Regions from separate parts of the Homo sapiens genome. Here region 1 is linked to region 2. A link is a contact called in ENCODE Hi-C data. All regions are on one chromosome and are shown on one strand. The core of a region is the stretch at or near the end of the contact, and the rest is flanking DNA. Distances in the headings are between cores, read along the strand shown. Region 1 overlaps CMTM7 (CKLF like MARVEL transmembrane domain containing 7). Region 2 has its middle 86 kb from the start of MIR466.

Region 1 (5,385 bases), core at 2,573-5,072, 1.2 Mb after region 2:
TGCCTACCTTGTAAGCTTGTGAGGATAAGATGGCCACACAGATGTAAGGCACATAGAGCTTGGTGCACGGTGAGCGTACAATCAGGGTTAGTGATTACTTTTGCTCTTCTTGTCATCCTAGGATTCATGCTGATAGCCATAGCAGATACCCTTCTCTTTGGGGTTCAACCCTCAATGCCCTGTGCCATCCCCACATTGTGTCAGCTGCCCTTGGTCCCCTCTGATGACCTACTCCTCCAGGGATTTTCTTGTGGAGATGACCGTCCACAGCCCCGTCCTTTCGCTCCCATGCCTATCTAAAGAATTATGTCCTCCTGTAGTGATGACAAGAGTGAGCAGCAGAAAATGCTCTTTTTGCAGTCTTGAAATTTAGTCAGCCCCAAAAGAAACCAGGAAATTGCGTCAGACACTGAAAGAGAAACAAGCTAGAGAAAAACCATTGCTTGTTGCAAACCAAAATTTGTGATTTCAGTTCAGTTCAACACAAGCACCAAACCACCAGGTTTGCTACACAATAAGTGTCAATTTTGCTTCTTGCCCTTTTGGATGCAGTGACATTTTTGACAAGTTGAGCTTTCTAGCCCGAACTTTCTAAATGTGATCCTGATGACCTTTGCCAGTGAAGTACGGTGGTGAATCAGTGATGTGATTGTGGTACAGACCATCGGTCTGGGCTGCACCTGTTGTGAGAAATCGGTTGGGGATGAAAAGAACATGGCCTGGCTTGAATAACAAGCAGAGAATGTTCTGGCCCCATCACGAGCCAAGAATCTGGAACCTGAATCCCTACATCACAGCCACACCCTGGTAGTCTGCCTGGAGAGCCTGAATGGCACCCTCCGGGGGCATTTGATGAGTACATTCTACCAAGTGTAAAGATGTTCTGAGGGCAGCCTCCAAAAGTCACCTCTTCTCCTGGTCACAAGGGACCTTGTGCTGGGTCCCTAATTGATGTTTGGCAAAAACACAGCATGGTTCTCTCCTAAAGGCCTACAGACCAGTGAAGGAAGGAGATGGGCTTTTTAAATGCAAGAGTGTCATGGAGCTGTCACAGAGGATGGCAGGATGAGCCCAGGAACCATTCATTCACCCAGTGTTGAAGTTGGCATTTCAACCAATGGGGAAAAAGTGAGCTGTCCAGAAGATAGGTTAATACAATCGATTGACTGATTGGATACAATCAGAACCCTACTATTTGCCCTAGTTCATGCCATCTACAAAAATAAATCCCAGGCTGGGCGCAGTGGCTCACACCTATAATTCCAGCATTTTGGGAGGCCGAGGCGGGTGAATCACCTGAGGTCAGGAGTTTGAGATCAGCCTGGCCAACGTGGTGAAATCCTATCTCTACTAAAATACAAAAAAAATAGCTGGGCCTGGTGGTGGGTGCCTGTAATCCGAGCTACGTGGGAGGCTGAGGTGGGAGAATTACTTGAACCTGGGAGGCAGAGGTTGCAGTGAGCCGAGATCATGCCATTAAACTCCAGCCTGGGCAACAAGAGTGAAGCTCCGTCTCAAAAAATAATAACAATAATAATACAAAAATAAATCCCAGATGACTAAAGAACTAAAAATTGTATGTATATTTTTAAAGGAAGCAAATATTTATTTTTAATGTAGGGGACTATTTTACTTATTTATGAATTAGGTTCTCACTTCGTCACCCAGGCTGGAGTGCAGTGGCCCAATCACAGCTTACTGCAACCTCTAACTCCTAGGCTCAGGTGATCCTCCAGCCTCGGCCTCCTGAGTAGCTGGGACTACAGGTGCATACCACCATGCCTGGCCAATTTTAAAAATTTTTTTTTTTTGTAGAGATGCGGGTCTCACTATGTTGCCCAGGCTGGTCTCGAACCCTTGGCTTCAAGTAATCCTCCTGCCTGTCTTGGCCTCCCAAAGCACTGAGATTACACCTATTGCCTCTTTTCTTTTCTTTTTTTTTTTTTTTTAAGTAATTTTGAGATAGAAAACAAGACACAAAACCCAGAAACTATAAAAAATGATGCATAGATTTGACTGTATAAAAACTTTTAACTTTAGTCAAACAAAAGACTAAAAATAAAGGCAAATGAGAGATGGAGAGAATATATTTGCAATGTCTATAAGAGACTAAGTAAGTTAGTATTTAGAATATAAAGAGTTCTTTGAATCCATAATAAAAATGGAAGCAATAGAAAATTAGGCCAAGAACGTGAAAAGGCAGTAGCCAATAAACATATGAAAAGATATCCAATCCACTAGTAATTAAGGAAATGAAAATTTAAATAGTACGATACTATTTCCATTCTTTTTAAATACTGTTAATCTGTGTTGGCAAGATTCCCTGTGGAGGGAGACAGGTATCTCTTTTGGATAACATTTTGGTAATAAACAACAAAATCTTAAACGTGCATATGCTTTCACTCAGTAATTTCACTTCTAGGAGTCTATCAGAAATATTCATACAGAGACCAGGCACGGTGGCTCACGCCTGTAATCTCAACACTTTGGGAGGCCGAGGCGGGTGGATCACGAGGTCAGGAGATCGAGACCATCCTGGCCAACACGGTGAAACCCCATCTCTACTACAAATACAAAAAAATTAGCCGGGCGTGGTGGTGCATGCTTGTAGTCCCAGCTACACGGGAGGCTGAGGCAGGAGAATGGTGTGAACCCGGCAGGCAGAGCTTGCAGTGAGCGGAGCTTGTGCCACTGCACTCCAGCCTGGGCGACTGGGAGAGACTCCATCTCAAAAGAAAAAAGAAAGAAATATTCATACAGATACAAAGAAGTACATCTAATTCTTTGCAGCGCTGTTTGTATTAATGAAAAACTGGAGATGTGCTGAATGCCCACCAATAAAAGATTAAGTAGGTCATTCTCCACCAGAGGCAATTTTGCCCCCCAGGGGACCTACAGCAATGTCTAGAGACATTTTTGGTTGTTGTAAGTGGGCAGTGGGTAAAGGCTGGCATCTCGTAGGTAAAGGCCAGGATGCTGTGATAAGACCACCTATAGGACAGCCACCTACAACAAAGAATTATCCAGCCCCGAATGTCAGTAATGCCAAGGTTGAGAAACCCTGGGTTAAATAAAGCCACTGCCATACTGGGGAATACTATATAGCCAATGAAAAGAAAAAGGTAAAATTATATTTGTATGACATTAAAGATCTCTAAGATGTATCATTTTAAAACTGCTTTTTTGAAACTTAATATGTGATTCTTACAATATAAGAAAACAAAACAAGTGGATTTTAAAACTACTAAATATCACTTCCCCTCCCCAGAGGCAAGTGCTGTTACCAGCTTCCTATGTGTCCTTCCAGAATTACCCCCAGCATGGACAAACATAGAATCTGGTTTTCGGTATGCTGCAAACAGGTGACTCTGCTGTGCAGTTACATTCAGAAACCAGTGGTGCATCATTGAGCTGCCCAAGGCCTGGAGCTCAGGACCCCGGACATATTTCCTAGATTATTCTCCCTCCCTTGGGTTTCTATGGCATTTTCATTTATAGATACAAAACAAAACTATGTGCTGGGGGGAATAGGAGCATGGGCAGGACTCTGGAGCAAGATTCTGATGTTGGTGAGTGAGACAGGACCTAGAGGAAGCCATGGGGCAGGTTTCTCAGCCAGTGGGTGTCAATGAGATTGCACAAAGGCTATTAGATGATGGTGACTTTAACAGGGAGGCACGGGTGAATCTCCTTACACTCAGTGCAAAATTCAGCCAAAGTTGGGAGCATACCACATTCCTCTTCCTGTCTGCCACTGCCAAGCAGTCATTTATGGGCCCACTAACATTTACAAATGCAGGTTCCAGGCACTGCATCCTCATCTGCATCTCTGACTTTCTGAACAAGCCTGGCTTTCATCTCCTGGGGATTTCCTGGAAAGCCTCTTAGAGTTGGGTCTGAGGCTTTTGATGTTAGCTTTCATCAGTTACTTCTCCTGCTCCTGCTTTCTCTCACTGAAGTATCATTCCAAGGTCAGATGCAGGGACAGTGGGGTTGGGTGACCTACCAGCATCCAGTCCAGGGCTTCCAAAAGGAAAGGTGTCTGGTGCCATCTTTAGCCAGACACAGGCACACTCAGTGGACCAGACTTGGCAGAGGCACGAGGGCTCAGGTCTGCTGAGGAAATGTTCCCAAGCATGGGTGGCAGGAGACAGGGTCCTGAGACCACCAGACACCTCCCCAGCCCAATCAGAAGCCGACGTCTCTTGAAAACTGCCTCTTGAGTTTTCTGTAGAGATTTTTCATCGTAGACCTCAAAATCTCATTTCTTTCTGGAAGGATGCTCAGCCAGGCTGAGAACCTGGGCAAACTTTCTGGCACCTGGCTGGTTGCGGGTGTACACTCAAGCTGCAACCAGACTAGTTTGGTTCCAGAGTCCTCAGGGGACCATCACTTTTCTCAGATCATGTCAGCTTCCTTCATCTCTTGTGAAATTTAAACCCTCTGCTCCTTCCAAAAAATCATGTCTTCTTTCTAGTAAGAATTCTGACAGAATGGAGTCAGAAAGGACACAGGTTCCAGGGAGTGATGTTTCTTATCTGGAATTCTAATTCCAGTGATTCTGTGGTATCATGGCTGGTCTGTGGGACCCTTGCTTTGAGTTGAGGGCTCTTGCAGTGTTACTTTTAAACCCCTGGACATGGCTGGGCACCGTGGCTCACACCTGTAATCCCAGCACTTTGGGAGGCTGAGACGGGTGGATCACTTGAGGTCAGGAGTTCGAGACCAGCCTGACCAATATGGTGAAACCCTGTCTCTACTAAAAATATAAAAATTAGCCGGCCGTGGTGGTGCACACCTGTAGTCCCAGCTACTCAGGAAGCTGAGGCAGGAGAATCGCTTGAACCCAGAAGGCAGAGGTTGCAGTGAGTGGGGATAGCGCCACTGCACTCCAGCCTGGGTGACAGAGTGAGACTCTGTCTCAAAAGAAAAAAATAGGCCGGGCGCGGTGGCTCACGCCTGTACTCTCGACACTTTGGGAGGCCAAGGCATGCAGATCGCAAGGTCAGGAGATCGAGACTCTCCTGGCCAACATGGTGAAACCCTGTCTCTACTAAAAATACAAAAATTAGCTGGGCATGGTGGCGCATACATGTAATCCCAGCTACTTGTGAGGCTGAGGTAGGAGAATCCCTTGAACCAGGGAGGTGGAGGTTGCAGTGAGCTGAGATGTTGCCACTGCACTCCTGCCTAGCGACAGAGTGAGACTCCATCTCAAAAAAATAAAATAAATAAAATAAACCCCTGGACATTTATGTTAGATATTTTATTTTTATGACAGTTCAATATAAAAGAACAAACCGTTACGAGAGGAGCTAGAAGGCACCTTAAGAGGCAAGTGAACCCTTTGGACAGCATCACTTTGAAGTTACTCTACACAGAAAC
Region 2 (5,555 bases), core at 1,889-4,388:
AAATATACTCTTAGACAGTAAACTGTACCCATTATCTATTGCCACAATAATGCTGCAAAGCAAGCAACCACAAAATCTCCGTGAGATAAAACAATAAACATTTATTTTTGTTCACAAGATTATGAGTTGTCTGGGGATTTCTGCAGATCTGAGCGGGGATACTTCACATGACTGTGGCCTTGTCCAGACAATTAGATTCACCTGACTGATCTCTATTTCTCTCGTCCTCCATCATCTTAGCTTGGTCTCAGAGTGGTAGCAGGGATACAAAGTTACTGGGTAGAGGAGGTAGATATGAGGAGGCTAATAAGGAGGACCATCAAAGCAATAATTCTCCTTGTGAATGCCCTCCAGCTATAGACCACCAGGAACACATCTAAAAATGTTGGGTTTATTACTCATTTCAGTGAGGGAGAATTCACACCGTGGGAAACCTTGAGTCTTGTTAGTGAGAGGGCATTACAAAGCATTTGTAGGATTTGTGTTTTGTGTTAAGTGATTTTAGTGTGTAGGGCTTTGGTTTGGATTGGCTGATGTCCAGAAGCAGGGGTATCTTATGAATGGGTATCTTAATAAATCTTATCTATCTAGAATGTGGGAAGACCAGAAAAGATTAACGCTGTACTTGGTAAAGAAGCAGCAATCCCTTGTATTAGCCATGAGAGGGGGATGGTTGGTCACTTCTGTGGCTTGTACAATGTACATGTTTTGTTGTGTTCAGACATGGTCATGAAGTGGTCTTGTCTTTGTCATGCTCCACCATCATCACAGAGTAGCCTGGTCTGACACTGATGCTCTGTGAAGTTATTTTCAACAGGAGAGCACTAAAGTCTAGCTGTGATGCCAGCCGGCTCCAAGAGGTCAGGCTGCTTTTCTTCTCATGTCACACACACACTCCCAGTTGGTTACCCTGGCAATTTTACTTAATGCTTTCATTCATCATAGCAAGAGGTGATTCAAAATAAATGAACTTGATTTTTTTTTTAAAAAAAAAAAAGCTTTGGTATAAAAGCACCAACAGTAAACACAGAACCCAGTTAAACACAGAGCTATATCTAAATGAATATTATAAATATGGTTATAATATATCAAAAGCGATCATGAAATGAGACATATAAGCCATATAATAATAGTTTAATAATAAGAATTTAGGTATAACCCCCAAATTATATTAACAAGAGTAAAGAATGAAAAATGGAGAGTAGGAGAAAGTTGAAATGTAGAGCATTTCTCATTTTAGAGAATGGGAGGTCAAAAGACAATGGTTCTTTTTCTTTTTTTTTTTTCCTCTATCAAGTTTGGAGAAATAAAGGTGCCATACGTTTTTGAAAAACTTAATGAAAACTACTTGTAGTGCTAATAAACAGAATGTGTACCTTCCAAATGATTACAGAAAATAAAAGCCACCCCTAAAAAATTGTAGCATCAGACAGAAAACAAAGAAACTAATCAAAAGCATTTTTTAAGCATAAAACAAAATGGCTGAAATAAGACCAAAAGTCTTACTCATTCATTTGTCTTCCCTCCTTTTCTTACCCCTGCTCTTGCCTTAGACCAGGCCCTGATCTGCTCTCTGTCTTCTAAAATACAGCATACAGCCTCCTAATCAGCCTCTCTCCCTCAGATCAGATCTTTGCAGAGCAGAGGCTGCACTCATGCTATCATTTGTAGAGTGGGGACATTGGCAAACTGTTGATTACAGGTGTGCAATGAGGAGAGAACAGAGATTAAGACAAGCATGTGAAGCTTTTGTAGCAATTTGACAAGCTATTTTGTGTCTGTTGAAACTAATAATTAATAATTGGTGCTTGCATTTTGTACCTTTTTATTACATTTTTCTAGTAACTCATTTTTTATTATAGTTTCTAAAAATATCAGTCTGTAATATATGAGAAAAGGCAGAAAACAGCTGGTCCTTCACCACGGATGGTTTGAGAAGCCCAGAGCATATCTAAGTGAATTCCATGGAATCTGTCACTTCTCTGCCCACAAACATTCAGTGGCTCCCTCCTGTTCCTAACAATGATTCTTCTTTTCCTGCCTCCACACTATTCCTATGGGCAACATTGCCTATCAGTCATGCCTCTTATTATACAGGGATTCTCAAAGGGAGAGGGCAGAGACGAAAATCTCAAACCTGGAAGGAAAGCAGTAGGAATGTGCACTTTGAAACATAAAACCCTAAAGATTTGGATACATCTGCAGTGTGTGTGTCCCCTTCCCTTCCTCCTCCGCTACCCTCAGGCCACACCTCCAGGCCCTCCCCAACAGCACCCCCAGAACTCAGGAGCTCAGAGATTGCACCCTGGACACACCCCGCAGTCCCCTGCCTGCCCCTTTTCTCTTCTTCCAAGACTGTCACCTCTCCCCTCCACCACACTCTGCTCCTTCTTGAAGCCCCAACTCAAAAGTCATGCTTTCCTGTTCCCTCCTTCCCAACCCCTCCCAGGCAAATTTTCTTGCTCCTTTGAGGCAAAAGCTCCATACACATACCTAACTTTGACACTGAGGCTTCAATTTTAGGGGTTTTCCTAAGGACAAAATTAGGGTTTATGTACAAATTTATCTATAAAATTATTAAATTCAGAGTAGTACAGGATTGGTTAAATAACTAACTTCTGTCCATACAATAGAATAATACACAGCTACTAAAAATTTTGAAGAAGAATGCATGTAACATGGAAATATGTTTGCAATGATCTGTTAAGTAAACAAGTAGATTATAAAATAAAATGTGTAGGTACATATATGGGAAATGTTTAAATGTTATTTAAATATAGTGATAAATATAAGCATAATATAGATCTAGTTACAGATAAAGACACACACACAGACAAAGGGACAGGCACAAATGTAGGCCAAGATACAAAGATGCATACAGATGCAGATACAGACCAAATGTGAAGAAGTGTTATTTCTGTGTTATGGGATTATAAGTAGTTCCGGTTTTTCTCTTTTTTCCTATCTGTATGTTCTACCAGAAATGTTGATTATTTTTTGCAATAAGAAAAAAAAAGTTAAAGAATTAATTGTTGCCCATGCAGGTTGCCATGGAGCTCTGCACAGTCTTGGAGGAAAGCACTTCCCCTTGTACCTTTGGTTGTTTACTTTGCCAGCTCCCACTGGATGTGGTCCCAGGAGGTAGAATCACCTGGCAAACACAGCATCCCAACACTGAACAGTCTCCAATGACACATTTGCAGAACTAAACTGAATGTGTTGAATTGCCCGAAGACAAACACTGAACAGTCAGGCATCCATGCCATTTCCCAGGAAACCAAAAATTGAATTGATCAAAATGACCAGGGCAGCTGGACTCATGAAACATGAGTCTTTAGTACTCACCTGTCTGGATGAAGTGTGAGTTGAACTTGGTCAAGGGAAACGTGAAAAAACCCTATTGGAAGTGCCCGTTAACCTTAATGGACACTGCATTAAGCAGCCCTCCCCAGCTGTGTTTGTGGAAGAAGCCTGGGCTGTGATGACTCATCCAGTGGGTATTGATTCTTTTCAGGTAGTTCAGAGGGAAAGTTTTTCGTGAAACTGCCTGGGAAATGGGGCAAGTCCCCAGAATGAGCATATTAGCAGATATGATTTTTCACTTAGTTTCTGTGTGTTTGTGTCTCTGTATAATAATAATGCTCTCTGAAACGTATAGACTGGCTTTCCCCTGAAGAGGATACAGTTCTTTCACACATATTGAGCCCAATTTTCCCATTTCTCAAGTTTCTCTCAAAGAGTGTGAGTACTTCAAGACACATTAGCTCTGCAAAGCGTCTGGACTTTTATTTACTGACAGACGGCTACTGCTGAAGGAATCAAGGCAGCTTAACGCCATCTGACTGTGTTGGCTTCCAGACACTCACAGCCTCCCAGGGCCTCTCATTCATCCTTATACATCATGTGTGAAAGAGCTAGCGGCAGGTAGAGCATCACACAATTATAGAGACAGAGGCACTGTGCATTGCCTAGCACTGTAAACCTATTCTAGTGAGTTGAATGGTGGCCTCCAAAAGGTATGTCCGTCCAGAGCCTCAGAACGTGTCCCTTATTTGGAACAAAGGTCTTCACATATGTGATTTGGGTAAGCATCTGAAGATGAGATCATCCTTGACTAGGGTGGACTCTAAATCCAATGGCCTGTCCTTATAGGATAAGAGAGGGAGAAATTAACACAGAAACACACTGAGAAGAAGGCCATGTGAAGACAGAAGCAGAGATTGGAGTGATGCTGCTATAAGCCAAGGACCTCCAGGAATCACCGGAAGCTGGAAGAGGCCAGGAAAGATTCCTAGAGCCCTTGGAAAGAGCACAACCCCATCTGACAATTTGACTCTGGCCTCTAAAACTGTAAGCAAACAACCTTCTGTTGTCTTCCGCCACCAAGTTCGTGGTTAATTTGTTGCAGCAAACCCAGGAAACTAATATATTAATAAAATCATGATTCTAGAGTATACTAAACAGATTGAAGAAATCACATGAGCTCATGGAACTATATGTGTGTTCACAAGCTTGCAAGCTTAGGCTTAATTTTTCAGCCCTGACTTTTTAAACATATACTCTCCCTCACTTGTGCCATGAACAAGTTAGGGCTAAAAATTATGATCCTAAAAATGGGCACCTGTTTTAAATAGGATTTGACTTTTAAAACATAAGAAGACAGGATGTTTCCTTTCTCTTCCAGCCCACCCTACCCTCCACTCACCCCTAGACACTATACATATCACCAATCTTGAAAGGTAATATGTGTAGGAGTTAAGAACATGGGTTATGGAGTCAACCAGACTTGCCTTTCCCTGGATTGCATGACCTTGGCCAAGTCACTTAATCTCTCTGAGTTTCAGTTTCTTTATGTGTATACTGGGATAGTGCATGTCATAAGCTTAGCACATGGCCAGGAATATAGTAGTCAGTATTGAAAGTGTTCAGTCAATACTGAAATAGATAAACAATTGCTAGACTGAAGGACAGATACATAAAGACTGAAACCAATAAGCAGCAGAAAGAAATATAATAAAAAACAGGACAGTACAGTATAGTACAGTATAATGCAATGCAACAAAACACAGTACAAGTCTGAATACCACTCCTCATCTCCCACTTCAATCTTTGGAGTTTGAAAGTAATAATTAAATTGTAGGAGTCAAAAACAGAGAAGTTGGATGGGTGGATAAAGCAGGTAGCACTGAATGGAAAAACCCAAGGAAAAAAACCTCTAAGGGTGCTCAGACTTGTTGGGGGATGGGCAGAGAGCCAGGACAAGCTATAGTCATGGGTACAGCTTCTAGTATCACTGAGGAATGCCCTCTCAAAGAAAACTGAGTTAGTAGATGCCAGATATCAGCAGTGGGAAGGAGAGAGAGCCACTGTGAGGCTGCCTTAGATCTTGGCCCATACTTGGAGGAGGAGGGGTGAGCAAGGAAGCTCTGCAGAAAGAAGCTGGAGGTGATTCACTAAATGCCCTGGGGCTGAGGGAGGAATCTTAAGGGACCACTTAGTATAGAAGTACAACAACCAGACTCAATGGCATCCTAGAAAACAGATTCCCACCAAAA

The links. A loop is a pair of places that touch in the nucleus more often than their neighbours do. Pooled maps may share reads with other maps.
Region 1: a map with no recorded cell type shows a loop between it and region 2 (5-fold over the local background). The contact joins two enhancer-like sites. A Hi-C loop is called at or near these places in 6 of 37 single-sample maps with no recorded cell type and 2 of 50 pooled maps.

What each region holds. Positions count from the first base shown.
Region 1 is chr3:32,432,674-32,438,058 of GRCh38, forward strand. The region is part of intron 1 of CMTM7 (CKLF like MARVEL transmembrane domain containing 7); the gene reads left to right. Among named protein-coding and RNA genes, the nearest start is that of CMTM7, 44 kb to the left of the region's middle. RefSeq lists an enhancer at 3,942-4,623. Within about 2 kb of position 3,823, at least 5 of the 41 ENCODE cell types and tissues checked have a DNase peak (open chromatin) inside an H3K27ac peak, as active enhancers do.
Region 2 is chr3:31,244,898-31,250,452 of GRCh38, forward strand. No RefSeq gene overlaps it. Among named protein-coding and RNA genes, the nearest start is that of MIR466, 86 kb to the left of the region's middle. RefSeq lists an enhancer at 644-713. Within about 2 kb of position 3,139, at least 2 of the 41 ENCODE cell types and tissues checked have a DNase peak (open chromatin) inside an H3K27ac peak, as active enhancers do.